Linked DNA regions of Homo sapiens: region 1 is linked to region 2. Evidence: chromatin contacts called from ENCODE Hi-C or POLR2A ChIA-PET data. All regions are on one chromosome and are shown on one strand. Each heading gives the region's core, a stretch centred on a gene start or an enhancer-like site at or near the end of the contact. The rest is flanking DNA. Distances are from core to core; before and after follow the strand shown. Region 1 holds the start of ATP6AP2 (ATPase H+ transporting accessory protein 2). Region 2 has its middle 41 kb from the start of ATP6AP2.

Region 1 (5,792 bases), core at 1,250-3,749, 41 kb before region 2:
TGCCCCTTTGCTCTCACATCGCCATGCTTTTACACATGCTGTTCTGTTTCAAATACCTTTTCTTCCCACCCCAACTTTTCAACACATTAGCCCTGGGAGGCACCTCCCATGGGAAATTTTCCTCAGCCTCCCCAGTCTGGGCTAAGTGTCCTTCCCTCTAGGAACTCCACTATACTGTGCTATTATCGTCTACGAATGGTGGATGGAATCAATAATAATAAAAAAATGGATCCTATCTCCCTCTTCTACATGACATCACTTCAAATTCCATGTGTTCACCCTTGGCCTTTCTTCTCCAGGCTAAATATCTGAATTTTATCAAATACGCCTCATGATATGGTATTCAAAATCCTAGTTCCCTTCCTCTCTCTCTAGGTCCCTAGTTCTCCCTCTAGTTTGGCAACACTGTTTTAAAGGATTTCTATTTTTGTTTCTGCCTGGAATAGAGAAGTCAGAGCTCTTAAAGATGTTTTCCACTACATCACATTTAGTCATTGTGGAAAATAATAACTGAACCTCATCTGACAAGACTGAGCAATTCAGAAGCTGACAGGATCAGGTTCTTGTTCTGTATGAACTCGGCTATGCTAGTAAGGAAAACATGTTCAAACCATGTGCAGAAGCAATTATTTTATCTCAGACCCAAAACAAAAAAGCCTATACCTCACTGAATCAAAATAATATCAGTCAAAATATTAAAACATGGAATCTCAATAGATGTTCAGTTAAACCACAGGATCAAAGGGAATATTTTTAAAATTTCAAAAACTGAATTAAAATTAATTCCCTCAAAGTATCTCAGTAGATCAGAAAGACCTTTCCAGAGCCAGAAACAGAAGAAAGAAACAAAGAACTCGAAAACGTTTGGGGCATGGATACAACGTAACTATCATTAACACACAAAACCCCCGCACCTCTAGGGACAGAGATCTGCAGATTTCAAGAGCATACTGGTGCAGAATTAAATCGCCATTCCACAAGCAGGACCTCCCAACACCTCACATAGGTTTTTGGTTTGTTTGTATGTTTGTTTTTGCTTCTGAGACAAGGTCTGGCTCTATCGCCCAGGCTGGAGTGCAATGGCGCGATCTCGGCTCACTGCAACCTCCGCCTCCCGGGCTCAAGCGATTCTCGTACCTCAGCCTCCTGAGTAGCTGGGATTACAGGTGTGCCCCAACACACCCGGCTAATTTTTATATTTGCAGTAGAGATGGCGTTTTGCCTTGTTGGCCAGGCTGGTCTCAAACTCCTGACCTCAGGTGATCTGCCTGCTTCGGCCTCCCAAAGTGCCGGGATTACAGGCGTGAACCACCGCGCCCGGCCTCCCATAGGTTTTAAACTGACACACTGAGATCAGAGCACCCATTCCTCCAAGCCGTTCTCAACTTGGCCTCTTGTTCACTACTGTCTGTGCCTCCAGTCTCAGTCCCCATCACTCCCACATTCTCACACAGTAATAGCGTTACTTGTGCAACACAACATATATAATGGAAAAGGCCGATGCGCTGGCACCACCTCATCTGAAATCAAATCCAGCACCCAACCTGTTTAGTGTTGGGTAATTTATTTAGGTTGATCACCCTGCAAAACAAAGATGATGCCCTCTAAGGACTGCTGTCAAATGAAATACATTACCACATGATATGCAGTAAGAGGCCACGTATTAGCTGATTTCTTCACCTCTTGCTGAATGCTTAGGAATCTAGGTTCTACTCAGAAAGCTACCATTTATTGACATGTGACCCTAAAAATGCGACTCACATCCTGTTTCCAAATCCTTAAAATTTGGAACTCTGACAAACTATTGAGAGGTGCTTTGTATTCGCCTTAAGAAATATAAGTCATATAAAAATAATGACTCCATCTCAACTTTTGCATCCGGAAATATACATAAGGGAAGGGAGGGGCAGGGATTTCAGCAATTACTGATGACAACCACTAGAAATGAAGGCACCATACAAATGCAAAAACATCGTGGCAGCCAGTGGCAGCTAAAAAGTCTGCCTTCTCTTCTTCGCAGCGGGCTGCGACTCAATCCCAGTTCACTGAGAAATGCATCTCCGTACTCTGAAGGGCCTTTTCAGGCGCAAGAAGCCGGCCGGACGCGCCGCCCTCAAAGTGGAGGGTGGAGGCAGGCTCAGGGGCCCCCTACGCAGCCCAGCCCCGGCCCCGGCGGCCCGTGAGGCCGCGCCGCCACGGCCGATCCAGAGAAGATGCTGACGGGGACGCGGCTGAGGCGAGGCCGCCGCTGACGGACCGCACTGCGGCACCTGCCTCGCAGCTACTCGCCCGCGGCCGCCCCCGACCCCCAAGCCCCGCGGCGCAGGACCTCCCCAGGCACGTCCTGCCGGCCCCCGGCTCCTCACCCGCCACCAACGCCAGGAGCACGACAAACACAGCCATGGTGCCGCGGCGGCCGCAGCACTGCGGGGCGACACGGAACGGGCCGGCGGGACACGGGCGACAGCCGCAGCGTGAGGAGGTGACGCGCTCGGACTCGTCCAGGCTCCCGGGTCCCGTCCCTTCGTCGCTTCCGCTGGGACAGCTGCCGCTTTCTCCACCAATCACCAGTTACGCCGCGGCCTACGGAAGGGACGTAACCTGGGAAGCGACAGCCTGATAGGCGGGACTTAAAGTAACGGATGGAGAGTTCTACCAATGGTAGGCAGCGATTGAAAAGTCGGGCAGTCCCGCCCCCCGGTCGGTGATGACGGGTCAAGAGGTGGAGCGTAGGGCGGGTAGTCGGAATGGGTGATGGAGCTAGTCGAGGGGTCCCGGAGCCCACGGGGTGAGGGTGCCTCCCGAGTGCAGATCTTTCTGCCAGTCTCGAGCGACGGTCTCCAACCAGGGTGTCTGTCTTTCCTGGTCGTGTGCCTCCGCCCGGCTACGGACGCCAGCTGTGAAAGGCGGGGCTGGTTGGGGTTTCGCTCTAACAAGTATACAGACGCCGAGCACCTACTGGGAAGAAGCCAGGCGCAACGGGGAACCCCTGCCTTCCACATAGTGGTGCCAGATAAAATACAGGGCGCCCAGTTAAATTTGAATTTCATGTAAACAACGATTATTTGTTATTATGTCGCAATTAATTTATGGGACATACTTGTATTAAAAGAAGTATTACTGGTTATCTGAAATTCAAATATAACTGGGTATCCTATATTTTGATTCGCTAAGTCTGGCAACTCTACCTCCAAAGACTTTCCAATCTACAAGGAGTCATGGGACAGAAAGTTAATTAATTACTTAATTTGTCCATTCACTCAGTTTCCAATCTGGGCAAGGTGTTCTATGAGGATGTATGAAGGCTAGACATAGTAATTAGACCAGGCTCCTCCCCTCCCGCAGTTCATAGTCTTTTGCCTATGATGTGAGGCAAGAAGGGACACACTATAGCGTCTGTAGGTAGAAAATGACGCCCCAGCTGATGACCTTGAAAGGTGGAAATGATTTCATATCCAAGGATAGGAGATGGGGAGATTGTTCCAGTGAAAACTGTAGTTAAGGTGGGGAGAAAGCCCCGTCAGGTTAAGCATCAGTAATCAAATAAGAGATTATATGAGAGAGGAGGCACAGAGCTAAAACTTTCAGTTAGGCACATTTATTGAGGATTTTAAATTGTACATAAGAGACCTACACTAAGCCATTGAAGGCGTTTGAGCATGATTTACTGCACAAATGTAAGACAGACTTATTGGCGGGGGGGAGGGGGGGAATGCCTTACTGTTTCTTCAGTTTCCAGTCCCATTTTCTTCTTGGAGTTTCCTGAGGATGAAAAAATGAGAGCGAGTTAAAAACAGTGACCCCAGGAGTTCCCCAGGTAGCAGACCCACCCTAGGAAAACCTTGCCCAACTGAAAACTGAATCAGAAAGACACTCTCGAGGCCAGGTGTGGTGGCTCACACCTGTAATCCCAGCGCTTTGAGAGGCCGAGGTGGGAAGATCCTTTGACACCAGGAGTTGAAAACCAGCCTGGATAACATAGTGAGGCCCTGTCTTTTTATTATTAGAAAATAAAGAAAGCAAAAAAAGAGAAACACTCACTAAATAGTTTGAACTTTCTAGAACACACTATGCTTACCAAAGCCACTCTCAAATTTAGGGAACAGAGTCGATTTCCTCACCTAACGTCAAGAAACAGGAAACTCTCAAACTTGCTTTTCCTCTAGAGGAGAATTTGTACAAATGGGACTTTAGAGAACTCTGAAAGGGAGAAGAGAGATTTTTCCATCAGGCATGTGAAATTATTAGAACCAAAATGTCTAAAGCACCCCTCCAAAACATCCACTCTAATGTGACTGACTCGAAAAAAATTAATCACTTTTTTTGTTGTTGTTGAGACGAAGTTTCCCTCTTGTTGCCCAGGCTGGAGTGCAGTGGTGCGATCTCAGCTCACTGCAACCTCCAACTCCCGAGTTCAAGCAATTCTCCTGCCTCAGCTTCCCAAGTAGTTGGGATTACAGGCGCCAACCACCACGCCCGGCTAATTTTTGTATTTTTAGTAGAGACGGGGTTTCACCATGTTGGCCAGGCTGGTCTCGAACTCCTGACCTCAGGCGATCCACCCACTAAAGCCTCCCAAAGTGCTGAGATTACAGGCGTGAGCCACTGCTCCCGGCGGAAAAAAATTAATCATTTTTAAAAATTCATTTTTAAGCATGATAAATTCACAATCTTTTCACACCAACTAAAATTCTTTGTCCATCTCCCTGCATGTCTTAGAACAGGTTTTGAATCACAGGCCCTGCAAGAACTTATCTAAACCTTATTTAGGGACATAATCAGCTAAAAGTGGAGCAGACCTCCTGCCATTTCATCCAGCTTAAGGAAACAGGGAAAGGAGTGAATGTTTCTGTTCTTAAGACTTCTAGTACATTCTTATTTCTTTGAATTTGAGGAAGATGAAAAAATTTGTAAATAGACTGGAATATAAAATAAGTCCCCACCCCCCCATTCCCCCAGAAAACCTCACAATCTTTCACAATCCATTTATGTCTTGAGAAATAACATCCCCTTTTGAGCTAACAGCGAATAGTGTATTCTTTACACCTAAGGGCCCTTTTCACCTGAGGTTGCAAAGGGGCATTGTTGTTCTCTACAACCTTGGAATTTAGCAAGATAAACATTGTCGGAAGCCCTCTCCTTGTTTCATAGATTGAGAGATTGAAGCCTAGGGAAGGGCATATGTACTCAAGGTCATATTCTGAATCGTCAGCAGTTCTGCTTCGTGAATGCAGCCCTGCTGATTCAATCTTTAGCGCTCAGTAAACAACTGGTGATGTGCGGTTAACTTTTCCACTGAAGCATTTAGAGATGGATATGTGTGTAGCAGGGTAATACAATATTTGAAGTTATGACCCCATTTGTTAGCCTAAAAGAAGCCTTTCTCCACCCTCCCCACAGGCCAAATAGGCAAGACTGCAGCCATCCGTTGCCCTGAGGGGAGGACTCTCAGGAGAACCTGAAAACAAATGTCAAATTCTTGGCTCTTGAGTTTCAAAACTAGAGGTCCAGATGCAAGATTTGAAAGAATACATAATTCCATTTGCTTCCTTAAGTCTCGCCCTCGTCCCCCAATTAAGTCCAGCAGTGAGTTCTGAGTGATCCCGGAGTGAGCGCGATAACATGAGCTGATCCCTGCAAATGAGACATCCCATCCAGGAGCCCTGTGGAGGCGAAGATCATGCCCCTCTCCCAGACCATGCAGTTAAAATTAAGAATTTATGTTCTTCAAAAGGTACTATATACACTATGGAAAGGTGTGGGGGAGGGGAGAGCAGCTTTGCAGTGCAAAA
Region 2 (6,090 bases), core at 1,923-4,422:
CCTGAATTTTCCACAGAGTAGTTTCTGACTCCATACTTTTCAAACCTTGTTTCTCTTCCACTATACTTCTGGTTCTGGACACCATAAGATGGATTTACACTGAGATCTAACCTCTGGGCCTGAACCAACTGGAAAGTCGATCCAGTGGGTGGTGAGAGTTTCCCAGAAGCCATGCTGACACTGGGATAGCTAGTAATGTCTTAAAAGTACACATAAAAGGCCAGGCACGGTGGCTCACACTTGTAATCCCAGCACTTTGGGAGGCTGAGGCAGGCGGATCACCTGAGGCCGGGAGTTCGACACCAGCCTGGCCAACACGTTGGAACCCTGTCGCTACTAACAATATAAAAATTAGCCCGGTGTGGTGGCACAAGCCTGTAATCCCAGCTACTCGGGAAGCTGAAGCAGGAGAATTGCTTGAACATGGGAGGCGGAGGTTGCAGTGAGCCCAGATGGCGCCATTGCACTCTACTGTGGGTGCCAGAGCGAGAATCTGCCTCAAAACAACAACAACAACAACAACAAAACAGTACACACAAAATATTCCACTAAACCTAACTTAAATATATCCTCAACTCAACTTCCCCTTAGCTGGATATGTATTAAAAAAATCCCCCAGTCACTCCAATGCAACCTGATCTGAGGGTGAGTATGGCCACCAGGAAGTAGGAGTAAAAGGCAACAGTGGTCACAGACAGATAGACATCTAGATAGACAGATAGATGATAGATGAATGGGTAGATAAATAGATAGGTAGCTAGATAGATAAGCTACCTTCTTCCTTCAAGAATCTTGCAGACATGGCTGGGCATGGTGGCTTGCACCTGTAATCTCAGCACTTTGGGAAGCTGAGGGAGGAGGATCAGTTGAGCCCAGGAGTTCAAGACCAGCCTGGGCGACATAGGGAGACCCTGCCTCTATTACAAAATTAAAAAAAAAAAAATTAGCCAGGTGTGGCGATGTGTTCCTATGGTTCCAGCTACTCAGGAGGCTGAGTCAGGAGGATTGCTTGAGCCTGGGAGGTCGAGGCTACAGTGAACCGTGATCACACCACTGCACTCCAGCCTGAACAGCAGAGTGAGACCCTGTCTCAAAGAAAAAAAAAGAAAAGAAAAAAGAAAGGAAAAAGAAAGAAGTTTGCAGACCAGTTGAGCATTTAAAGATGGCATGTAAATACCTATGGTACAAGACAGAAAGTGAGGAGAGCCTTAGAAAGGATAAAGATAAACAAAAGCAGAAACAATAATGAAAAACTACCAATCATTGAATGCTTACTGTTGTGGTCTGAATGTGTCCCCCAGAATTCATTTGTTAGAAGTTTAATCCCTATGCAAGAGTGTTGGGAGGTGGGGCCTTTGGTGAAATATTTAGGTCATGAGGGTTCTGCCTTCGTGAGTGAATTAATGCCACTATAAAAAGGGTTAGTGGGAGTGGGTTCACTCTCTTCTGCTCTTCTGCCACATGAGGACACAGAGTTCCACAGAGTTCATTCTTTTTTGTCTTTCCACTTTCTGCCATGTGAAGACACAGTATTCCTCCTCTCTGGAAGACACAGCAACATGGCACCATCTTGGACCAGAGACCAAACCTGCCAGCACCTTGATCTCGGATGTCCCAGCCTCCAGAACTGCAAGAAATCAATGTCTGTTCCTCATAAATTACCCAGTCTGTGACATTCTTTTATAGCAGCACAAAGGGGACTAAGACACTTACTGTGTGCCATATCATTTTCTAAGCATTTTACACCTATAGTTTCTTTTAAACCTCAGAGCAACTCTACCGAGTAGGTACTATTATTTTTTATGTTTCCGAGAAGGAGTCTCGCTTTGTTGCCCAGGCTGGAGTGCAGTGGCACAATCTTAGCTCACTGCAACCTCCACCTCTTAGGTTCAAATGATTCTCTTGCCTCAGCCTCCCGAGTAGCTGGGATTGCAGGTGCTCGCCACCATGCCCGGCTAATTTTTGTATTTTAATAGAGACAGGGTTTCACCATGTTGGCCAGGCTGGTCTCGAACTCCTAACTTCAAGTGATCCACCTGCCTTGGCCTCTCAAAGTGCTGGAGTTATAGGCATGAGCCCCTCGCCCAGCCTGGTACTATTATTAACAGACCATTTTACAGATGCAGAAACTGAGGCTGAGAGAGGTTTCATGAGTTATTCAAGGTTATGTGGCTAGCGGATGGCACAGCCTGGGATCAGGGAGACTTACTTGTAGGAGGCTGGGTGACTCTCAGAATAGCTGGCTTTAGGGACAGTGATGCCATTTGCTGAGATGGGGAATGTAGGAGAATACAGAAAGGAGTATAGCAGGAGAAGCTGGCTTAGGAAAATGGTGAGGAGCTCAGTCCTGCCATGATGATTTGAAGTGTCTGTGGGACATTCACACAGAGATGGTGGGAGATAGTTGGATATATGAGTCCAGAGTTCAACACAGAGATAGAGAGAGAGATCTGGATGGGAAATGGACAGTGTGGGTCATTCCTGTGTAGTGGCAGTCAGCTCCAGAGGAATGACAGGTCTTCTCAGCTGTGTTGGCTGCAAGAACAAGCCAGGCTGTCAACCCTGGAAGTGGGCAGGGGAAGAAGGAATGGCCAGAGGGGAAGCAGAAAAGTGTTTCAGGGAGTTGAGGGAGGAAAGTGTTTCAAAAAGCGCTCATGGTCACAGTGGTACACTGTGCAGATAAAGTTTGGGTCATCTGGATTTAACAGCAAGAAAGTCCTGGTGTCTGAGTCTGAGTTGTTCCAGAAGCAGATCTCAAGAGAAGGGCTTGAGAGCAAACAGATTTAGATTTTAGGAGATTCAGAGAATATGGGCTTGGGAATGGGGGTGTGAGACAGGAGAGAGAAGCCAGCAATAAAGGGAGTGTCACCAAGCCAGTTCCCACTGCAGGCAACTGGCGCTCAGTCCCAAGGGGGACCTCTGAGAGACAGTGTGGAACACAGAGCTCAGTTCTGTCACAGGCTAGGTTCTCAACAGGCAGAAACTGAAATGGAGTTTGGCATGCAAGATTGTCATTAGGAACGTCTGTAGGAGGAGGAGGAAGTGGGGTTGGGCAGAGGGAGGGTTGAATTGCAAAACTGGCCTGTTGAAGCCTGGAGTCATCGTGGGGAACGCTGAAGTGCGTCTGGCCTGCCAGTGCTGTCTTGGAGTGGGATGAAATGACTAGTCATTGGCTGTGGGCTACCCCGGGGGGAGGAAGTGCCTATGGGTGAGATGGTTCTTGGCAGCTGGATGGAGACTGTCTGCTCAACTGGGGCAACGAATACCTCCTTGGAGGGGAACCTGGCGGGCTCATCTCTGTGCCCACCGCATTAGCCTACTTCGGAGGTTGAGGAAGCTGCGGTATTTATACACCTGAGAATCATCAGTTGAAGTTGGCCCTGCTGCTCTGTTGTACACACAAGCAGTAGCGCTCCACGGCTTCACGCAGATAGCAGCAATCGGAAGCAGCAGGGGCACACGAAGAGGTCAGGCCTGAGCCGTGTGGGTGGGGCGCCCCCAGGTGGATGAGAGTAGTTTCAGTGAAGCACTGCTGGTAGGGAGGAAGCCAGCTGTGGTTTTGTCTCTGCTGTGCGACTTTCACTCCTGTGGCCATGGCTGATTGATCCATGAGAAGACACCGGACCCACAGTGGGCCAATCAGAACCCTTCCCTGGGATTTTCAAACTGCAACTAATGAAGGCAAACAAGTTGAACCTTCCCTGGGGGTGGGAGCCACAAGATAGAAGGCTCTGGAGAAGCTAGGAGTCGCATGGAGGAAAGAATGCCATCACTCCAAACAGAGAAGCTCGGAGAAGAGAGAGTGTGGGGGCCACAAGAAAAGAGTCTCAGGGGATCCTGGTGGCCCAGCTGCACCTCTTCCCGTCTTCTCTTCCCACAGCCCTGAGGTATTCCCAGCATCCTGCCAATAAAACCCCTCATTGTGCTAAGCAAAGCTGGGCTGAGTTTCTGGTTCTTGGAGAGGTGAGTTGGCCGGTAGAGTTAAGGAATCAGTGGGATGGAAGAAAATATTGCGAGTTCAGATGACTTCTAAAGAGCTGACAATGAAGAGGGCAGAGAGAGAGAGGGGCAGGGAGAGAGGGAGAGAATGCAGAAACTAGATGAGAACACAGGGTCAAGGAAGGGTTTTTTATTTTATTTTATTTTTTTAAGATGTGGAAAACTTAAACATGTTTATGTGCTGAGGGTAAAGAGCCAGTAAAAGCAGCATAAATCATAACAACAGAATGTACTAAAGCGAGGCAGAGAGACAAAGCTATAAAAGCTTTAAAGATAAAGAAAATACGCCCTCAATAAAAATGAGGAGAAAAAGCAGAAGGGACACAGCCCTCTCAGTGGAAGGCAGGCGTTGATTGTGGCCTGAGCACCCATAGTGAACACACATGGTCCCGGCAACCGCTTACTCTGGAGACAGAGGACAGTTCAAAACCCTTAGACTCTTGCTTCTTTCATCTCCTAGAGGCTTATCCAGGGCACTCGAAAGGGGCCCTTTAGAAGCAGTTATCCAGTGATGAGGAGGTGACATGTTCATTCAATCCTGTACACATAGCCTGGGGTGCTGACTCAAGACCACAGTTGAGAAGATGCTGCTGGAGAATCTGAGATGGAAGATGTGGGAGAGAAAGGAGCTGACTGCTGGGCTGATGTCCCTACATCATGGAGGAGGTGGCATCCAGAGCAAAGGAGATTAACCACAGATCAGAGGCTTGCCATGAGACAAGAGGGAAGGGAGAAAGCTTGTGTGTTGGTGGGGTGGAGGACAGGAAAGGGACTCCATTTTCTTTGTAGAGTCAAAAGCAAGGGCATCTGGAGAGTTATCAGGAATGGGTTAGATGTATTATTTAGGAGGGATTTTGACTTCAGGTAACCAAACACCCAACTAACAGTGGCTTAAATCTCTACTGCTTAGCTAGCAAGAAGTCTGGAGGTAGACAGTTCCAGGGCTTGTCCACAGTTCATTGGTTGCATTGAGGCGTCAGCTCTGTCAGCCACTTTGCTGTGCCGTCCTTAGCTATTTCTGCCTATGCTTGCCAACTCGTGGTGTCAAGATGGCTGCTGCTGCTCTAGGCATCAAGTGCCTGTTTAGGATAGGAAGCCATGGACAGTCAGGTGGTGAAAAAACTTCTCCTCACTGCTTTTTATTTTTCCTTTTTATTATAAAGGAAGAAAAATTCTCTTCAGGAGACTCCCAGGAGACTTCCCCTTATTAGCCAGAACTGGGTCACAATCCCATCACAGAGAGTATTACCTGAAGTTAAAAGATTTTTGCCTAATACCCAAACAAAACTGGATTCTGTTAGCTGAAAAGAGGTGGAGGTATATCTTGAGCAGACAGCCCTAGGGTCTGCTACAATGAGATAGGGAGCTTGAGCAGAGGGAAATCATTTTCAAATAGTCATGGAAGAGAAAGGAGAGAAAGAGATCATTGCCCAACGATAGTAAAGTCCGGCTGGGGGGGTGAGGCCCCGTGTAAGGGGTGCAGCACAGCCCTGGAAAAAGTCAGCAATGCCGATCTCTATCAGATGCCCCCAAAACCCTGCAATATTGAATGATCAAATTGCAAATAGAGTCTCATCATATATGACCAACACTCGGGGTCCAGGTGCAGGGAAAAGAAATCACTCCAGTTATTTTAAGCAGAAAGGGATTTAATTCTGGTGATCGTGTTTTAGTCCGTTCAGGCTGCTATAACAAAACACCATAAACAAGTTACCTTATAAACAATAGAAATTGATTTCTCACACTTCCAGAGGCCGGGAAGTCCAAGATCAAGGCTCCTGCAGAATCAGTGTCTGGTGAGGGCCCACTTCCTGGTTCATAGATGGTGTCTTCTCACTTTGTCCTCACATGGCAGAAAGGGCAAGGTAGCCCTCTGGGGTCCCTTTTATAGGGGCACAAATCCCATTCATGAGGGTTTCACCCTCATGACCTAGTTACCTCTCAAAGGCCCTATCTCCTAATACAATCATCTTGGGGGCTAGGATTTCAACACCAGAATTTTGAGGGACAAAAACGTTCAGTCTGTTGCAACTGAGTATTTGCAAAATTGGTGTATAGAAGGGAAGATGAGGCTTTGGGATGGCCCCCTAA

Evidence for each region. A loop is a pair of places that touch in the nucleus more often than their neighbours do. ChIA-PET counts read pairs that join two places held with the same protein, here RNA polymerase II (POLR2A). Pooled maps may share reads with other maps.
Region 1: a map of CD8-positive, alpha-beta T cell shows a loop between it and region 2 (2.9-fold over the local background). The contact joins the promoter of ATP6AP2 here to the enhancer-like site in region 2. A Hi-C loop is called at or near these places in 8 of 168 maps with a recorded cell type or tissue (CD14-positive monocyte, CD4-positive, alpha-beta T cell, CD4-positive, alpha-beta memory T cell and 4 more), 13 of 37 single-sample maps with no recorded cell type and 20 of 50 pooled maps. POLR2A ChIA-PET finds 5 or more read pairs at or near these places in 7 of 52 experiments (CD4-positive, alpha-beta T cell, GM12878, HEK293T and 4 more).

What each region holds. Positions count from the first base shown.
Region 1 is chrX:40,577,677-40,583,468 of GRCh38, reverse strand. It overlaps ATP6AP2 (ATPase H+ transporting accessory protein 2), which reads right to left and starts at 2,499. Exons shown (of 9, transcript NM_005765.3): 1 at 2,367-2,499. The coding sequence starts at 2,403. RefSeq lists a silencer at 2,120-2,429 and enhancers at 2,590-2,799, 2,850-2,999.
Region 2 is chrX:40,536,768-40,542,857 of GRCh38, reverse strand. No RefSeq gene overlaps it. Among named protein-coding and RNA genes, the nearest start is that of ATP6AP2, 41 kb to the left of the region's middle. Within about 2 kb of position 3,172, at least 11 of the 41 ENCODE cell types and tissues checked have a DNase peak (open chromatin) inside an H3K27ac peak, as active enhancers do; they include CD14-positive monocyte and GM12878, where a contact is called at or near this core.